2 separate regions of the Homo sapiens genome follow, and region 2 is linked to region 1. Evidence: chromatin contacts called from ENCODE Hi-C or POLR2A ChIA-PET data. All regions are on one chromosome and are shown on one strand. The core of a region is the stretch at or near the end of the contact, and the rest is flanking DNA. Distances in the headings are between cores, read along the strand shown.

Region 1 (3,052 bases), core at 164-2,663:
AATTTCACCCATGTTTGTCTGCGTCTAGAGCCCAAACTCTTTTTTTTTTTTTTTTTTTGAGACAGAGTCTTGTTCTGAACTCTTTTTTTTGAGACAGTCCCGTTCTGTCACCCAGGCTGGAGTGTGGTGGCACAATCATGACTCACTGCAGCTTTGACCTGGGCTCAAGAAATTCTCCCACTTCAGCCTTCCGAGTAGCTGGGACTACAGGTGCACACCACCAAGCCCTGCTATTTTTTTAATTTTTTGGAGAATCGGGGTTTTGCCATGTTGCCCAGGCTGGTCTCAACTCCTGAGCTCAAACAATCTGCCCACCTCAGCCTCCCAAATTGCTGGGATTACAGGCGTGAGTGACCGGGCCCAGCTCTACTGACAGATCAAAGAATATATCAAAGATTAACCTATTTAAATCAAGAAGACAGTACATGGAACAATGGATCAATGTTCCAGGGAAACAAATTTCAGTTCTCTATAAAGAATACTTAGCAGTCTAGGCTGCCCAGTGACATTAAGAGGCCTGGGCTTCCAGAAAATATCAGAGTTAGGACAAAAGTCTACCAGAAATGTAGACCTGGAAGTTACCATTCTAAGACTCTTTGGTTTCCTTGCTAAATTCCACTTAACATCATGAATTGCACTTAACATCATCAACTTTAATAACAGGTTTTTATATAAGATTATCCAACTGACCAGAAGGCCAACCGGTGCTCTGGGCCATTGCTCACCTTTATGATGTTGGCACAGAACCGCTCCCAAAGTGACAGCTCTCCTTCCTTGATCCATGACATAGTTCTTTTCCAGTCAGAAGATCACTCCAGAACAAGCAAACACCAGCCAGGTAATCTTGGATAAACAAGAAAGAAAATAAGAAGTCACCAAGGTTTGCGAAGAGCTATAACTGACTTCTGGGGAATCAGATGGACTATGGAGAGCAGCCAGCATTAGAATCCAAAGACACTGGTCTAAGCCTATAATCTTTTACCACCCAGAGTTTTATAACGCAATGTGACCTCTGGAGGCAAAAGCCTTTCCTCGGTTCTCCTGGCTTTGCAGACTTCTTCCCATTCCCATTTCCTCCGTATCTGCACTGACTTCTTCTGAACATCTAAGTCGGTTTCCTGCCACATCATGGTGCCCACATCTTGATCATTCCCCGTTTCTTCCTTCTCCATCTTCCCCTAAGCTGTTTCCAACTCTGTGCTCCCAGTTACTAACTCCTTCAGTTATCGCACGCCTAGTACTTCACGCCTCAGTGGTCTCCTGATTATTCCCTCAGTCGTCCCTTTGCTTCTCCCGCAGCTGCTCCCCGCCCAGTCACCCTCTTCTCCTCTAGTTCACCCCTTCAGTTCAGTGGCACCTGATTAGCTCCGCTGGGCGCGTCCCCACGGCTTCAGTGGGCCGGCACTTCCTCATGACGTGGCGCTGGCAGAACACGTCATCTTTGGGCGCTGCGACACGCCCCTTCCGTCACCCAAACTGAGGGGACCCTGCCCTGCGCCTGCGCCTGCGAGCTAGTGGGAGGGCGGTTCTCAGTCCCGCGGGGTGTGGAAGCCGGCGCGGGTGAGAGCCAGGCTCACGTGACCGAGCGGGGCGGGAGGCTGGGCTCCAGGCCACGTGCTGGGAGACCAGCTGGGGAAGACAGGGTTGAGCCCAGCGTTGGGAGCGGAGGCGTCTGGAAAACGCGCCAGGGAAATGAGCCAGGGGCAAGAATCGAGGCGCTTCTCGGCCGTCGAAGGCAGCTTAGGACTGCTGAGAGACTGGGTAAGGCAGCGTCCTTACCTTGGAATGCCGCAGAACCGGGCTTCATTAGAGCACTGGTGCATACTCTTAAAAATTATCTCGTTACCGTTTCGTATTTTATTTAGTGGATTTAATCGTCTGGGAAGGAGTTTCTAGCCGCAGCCAATCTTACAGACGCGCAGAATATTAATCTATTTTGTGCCGACTTAAGGCACGCATATTTTAGGATTTGTGGATTCCCAAGACCTATCCCAACGAACTCAAGAGAAGGGGTAAGGCCAGAAAGATTTCTGCCATAAGAATGACTTCTAGGCCAGGCGCGGTGGCTCACGCCTGTAATCCCAGCACTTTGGGAGGCCGAGGCGAACGGATCACCTGAGGTCAGGAGTTTGAGACCAGCCTGACCAACATCGTGAAACCCCGTCTGTACTAAAAATACAGAAAATGAGCCGGGCGTGGTGGCGGGCGCCTGTTATCCCAGTTACTCGGGAGGGTGAGGCAAGAGAATCGCTTGAACCCGGGAGGCGGAGGTTGCGGTGAGCCAAGATCAGGCCACTGCACTCCAGCCTGGGCAACAGGAGCGAAACTCTGTCTGAAAAAAGAAAAAAAAAAAAAGCATGACTTCTAAAATAACAGAAAGGTGCTCGCTTTGGCAGTACATAAATGAAAATAACAGAAATTAACCCTGGTAGAAAAGTTAAGGGCATTAGCTCTACTGAACCTTTACGAAAAAAAGGGTTGCAAGAATTCTAGGCTCACAAAACAAATTTGTAGTTCAATTTTCTCAAAATTGAAAGAGGAGGAAAAAATTCTTTACAGATTCTTATACAACCAGTATTATTTTTATTTATTTATTTATTTATTTATTTATTTAGAGACGGAGTCTGGCTATGTCGCCCAGGCTGGAGTGCAGTGGCGCGATCTCGGCTCACTGCAGCCTCCGCCTCCCGGGTTCAAGCGTTTCTCCTGCTTCATCCTCCTGAGTAGCTGGGACTACAGGCGCGTGCCACCAAGCCTGGCTAATTTTTGTATTTTTAGTAGAGACAGGGTTTCACCATTTTGGCCAGGATGGTTTTGATCTCTTGACCTCGTTATCTGCCTGCCTAGACCTTCCAAAGTGCTGGAATTACAGGCGTGAGCCACCGCGCCCGGCCACAACCAGTATTTCTTGCAAAGCATAATACAACTTTATGTAGTATTATGTTTTGAGTGGAATAAAAATTCACAATTGTCAAAGAACCTTTTTGTCGCATTTCATTTTACAATATTATTAAAGAAATGAGGCAAGGAAGAGATGTTTTATTGGCACTTT
Region 2 (3,052 bases), core at 159-2,658, 2.2 Mb before region 1:
GCAACCTCTGCCTCCCAGGTTCGAGCGATTCTTATGCCTTAGCCTCCCAAGTAGCTGGGACTGTAGATGAGTGTCACCATGCCTGGGTAATTTTTTTTTTTTGTATTTTTAGTAGAGATGGGGTTTTGTCATGTTGGCCAGGCTGGTCTCTAGTTCCTGATGTCAGGTAATCCACCTGCCTTGGCCTCCCGAATTGGTGGGAGCTACTGCGCCTGGGAGATATACATTTTTTCTTAATGGTTTTTTGACAGCTTTATTGAGGCATAATTGACACAGAATAAACTGCACAAGCCTGGGCGAAAAAGCGAGACTTCATCTCCAAAAAAAAAAAAAAAAGTTTAATAATTTTACTTTTTTTCTTTTTTTTTTGAGACGGAGTCTCGCTCTTGTCGCCCAGGCTGGAGTGTAATGGCTCCATCTTAGCTCACTTCAACCTCCGCTTCCCAGGTTCAAACGATTCTCCTGCCTCAGCCTCCCAAGTAGCTGGGATTACAGGCGCCTGCCACCACGCCCAGCTAATTTTTGTATTTTTAGTAGAAACGGGTTTTCACCATGTTGGCTAGGCTGGACTTGAAATCCTGACCTCAGGTTATCTGCCCCCTCGGACTCCCAAAGTGCTGGAATTACAGGTGGGAGCCACCGCGCCCAGCATAATTATTAAGCTTTTAAAGCGTAAACAAACGGCCGGGCGCGGTGGCTCGTGCCTGTAATCCCAGCACTTTGGGAGGCCGAGGCGGGTGGATCACGAGGTCAGGAAATCGAGACCATCCTGCCCAACATGGGGAAACCCTGTCTCTACTAAAAATACAAAAAATTAGCCGGGCGTGGTGGCGGGCGCCTGTAATCCCAGCTACTTGGGAGGCTGAGGCAGGAGAATGGCGTGAACCCGGGAGCGGGAGCTTGCAGTGAGCTGAGATGGCGCCACTGCACTCCAGCCTGGGCGACAGAGCAGCTCCGTCTCAAGAAAAAAAAAAAAAAGCATAAACTACAAAAAAAAAAATTGACTCTTAGACTTCATAAAAATTAAAAAACTTTTAGCAGGCTGGCTGGCGTGTGGAGACCAGACTGTCGGGAGCAACAGCAGGATCTGGGAGATAAGAGACTATTGCTATCATCTGGGTCAACGATTAGGGTAACATCAGTGGAAGGGGTAAGAAACAGTCAGATTATTGATACATTTTAAAGGTAGAGCACACAGGAGTTGCTGATGGCTTGGACATGTGATGTTAGAGAAAGAGAGGAGTCCAGGACCACAGGCATGCGCCCCCACGACCTGCTAAAGTAGTACTTACTTTTTATTTTATTTTATTTTTTTGAGACAGAGTCTCGTTCTGTTGCCCAGGCTAGAGTGCAGTGACGCGATCTCGGCTCTCTGCAAGCTCCGCCTCCCGGGTTCACGCCATTCTCCTGCCTCAGCCTCCCGGGTAGCTGGGACTACAGGCGCCCGCGACCACGCCCGGCTAATTTTTTTTTGTATTTTTTTTTAGTAGAGACCGGGTTTCGCCGTGTTAGCCAGGATGGTCTCGATCTCCTGACCTCGTGATCCACCCGCCTTGGCCTCCCAAAGTGCTGGGATTACAGGCGTGAGTAACCGCACCCGGCAGTAGTACCTACTTTTTAAAGTGTAAGCAAGGAAAGTTGGCCCGCACCTGTAGTCCCATCTACCTGGGAGGCTGAGGTGGAAGAATTGCTTGAGCCCAGTTGGTCGAGGCTGCAATGAGCCTTGATCACGCCACTGCACTCCAGCCTGGGCAACAGAACAAGACCCTGTCTCAAACAAAAAAGTGTATGTAAGAATAAAAATTAATAGATTAGGCACAGGATGGGTGTTTAATTCTCGGCAATCACCACTAAGTTTTCATACTGAGGCTTATTCATTCCATGGGCAAAACATTGCGCTATGTGTGGTGCCTGGGGTGGGCTCCAAATTCCAGTCCTCTCCTCGCTTGCGATAGCTGTGTGATCCATTCCTAAGTTTCCTTATTTGTCCACAGAGCGTACACAGGGTTTTTATGAAAACTAGATCAGATAATCAGACACAGTTAAAATAGCACGCGCTCAGTAAAATTACATATTAGTGGAAGAGACAAGCCTTGAATAAATCGCCTTTCGGGGAGTATGACCCCCTCCCCGAAACCCACTCAGGCGCTGCTCGCTCGCACGCCCACTGAGCTCGGAGCGGAGCCCGAGCCCTTTCCCAGCACACAGGGTTCATTTCCAGACTGAAAGACATCCCAGAGACAACTCCAGAGGCCAAGGCGGGTCGGCTTCCTGCGTGGGCCCAGCGCCGGGCACTGAAAGGTGAAGGCGCTTCTTCCGCTCGGAGGAAAGCCTCTGGCGGTTCTCGCTTCGCGGGCTCGGGATGGACACGCGCGTAGGGCTGGGGAGGTGACGCGCGGACAACGCCGGGGCGAGCAAACTACAACTCCCAGGCAGCTGTGCGCCACGCGGGCGGCCTACTGTCGGGTGTGGCCGCGAGGGGCGGCCTATATAAGCTCTTGCTCGCGGCTTCAGCGCCCTTTCTCCCCGCCGCATTCCCGGTGTCGACTTACTAGCTGCAAGCCTCTGCCTGCCTTCCTGCGCGCCGTTCCCCGCTAGTCGCTGCTGCTGGCGCGCACTCGCCGGGTTTTTCCTCCCACGGCCTCGAGATGGTGGTGAATGTGGCACGGAGGAGCCGGGCCTTCCAACCCGGTGGGCCCGAGCTCCGAAAGGCCCCCTCGGCAGTGAGAGGGGCGGGAGCCCGCGGGGGCCGCGCCCTTCTCTCGCTTCGGACTGCGCAACGCTGCGCTCTGGGCTGACAGGTGAGTGTTGCAGGCAGGCGGCCGGGTTTACGGAAGGGGTGGGGGTTTGGGAACCGGTCTCCTGGGGGATGCGGGGATGAATCCCTGGGCCTGAAGTGTCTTAATTCAGGGGGAGGCCGCATGCTGGTGTCAGGATGGCCTCCAGTTGAATCTGTGACATTTACCAGCTAGGTGATTTTGGGACTGGTGACTACGCGCGAGACCTCTGGAGGTCGCCCTGGTAGACACGGTTTTCAGAAGGACGGGTTTTA

The links. Hi-C counts contacts between places; a loop is a spot of excess contacts on that map. ChIA-PET counts read pairs that join two places held with the same protein, here RNA polymerase II (POLR2A). Pooled maps may share reads with other maps.
Region 2: a loop to region 1 is called in a pooled map, with 5 times the contacts of the local background. The contact joins the promoter of SNHG12 here to the promoter of DHDDS in region 1. A Hi-C loop is called at or near these places in 1 of 50 pooled maps. POLR2A ChIA-PET finds 5 or more read pairs at or near these places in 3 of 52 experiments (B cell, CD4-positive, alpha-beta T cell and activated B cell).

Annotation. Positions count from the first base shown.
Region 1 is chr1:26,430,682-26,433,733 of GRCh38, reverse strand. DHDDS (dehydrodolichyl diphosphate synthase subunit) reads right to left here and starts at 1,413. Exons shown (of 9, transcript NM_205861.3): 1 at 1,358-1,413; 2 at 726-843. The coding sequence starts at 788. LOC124903883 (a long non-coding RNA gene) reads left to right here and starts at 1,497. Exons shown (of 2, transcript XR_007065557.1): 1 at 1,497-1,761; 2 at 2,616-2,979. RefSeq lists enhancers at 1,094-1,583, 1,121-1,657, 1,684-1,743, 1,814-1,873, 1,658-2,194.
Region 2 is chr1:28,581,339-28,584,390 of GRCh38, reverse strand. SNHG12 (small nucleolar RNA host gene 12) reads left to right here and starts at 1,408. Exons shown (of 6, transcript NR_146382.1): 1 at 1,408-2,301. RefSeq lists enhancers at 2,241-3,026, 3,027-3,052.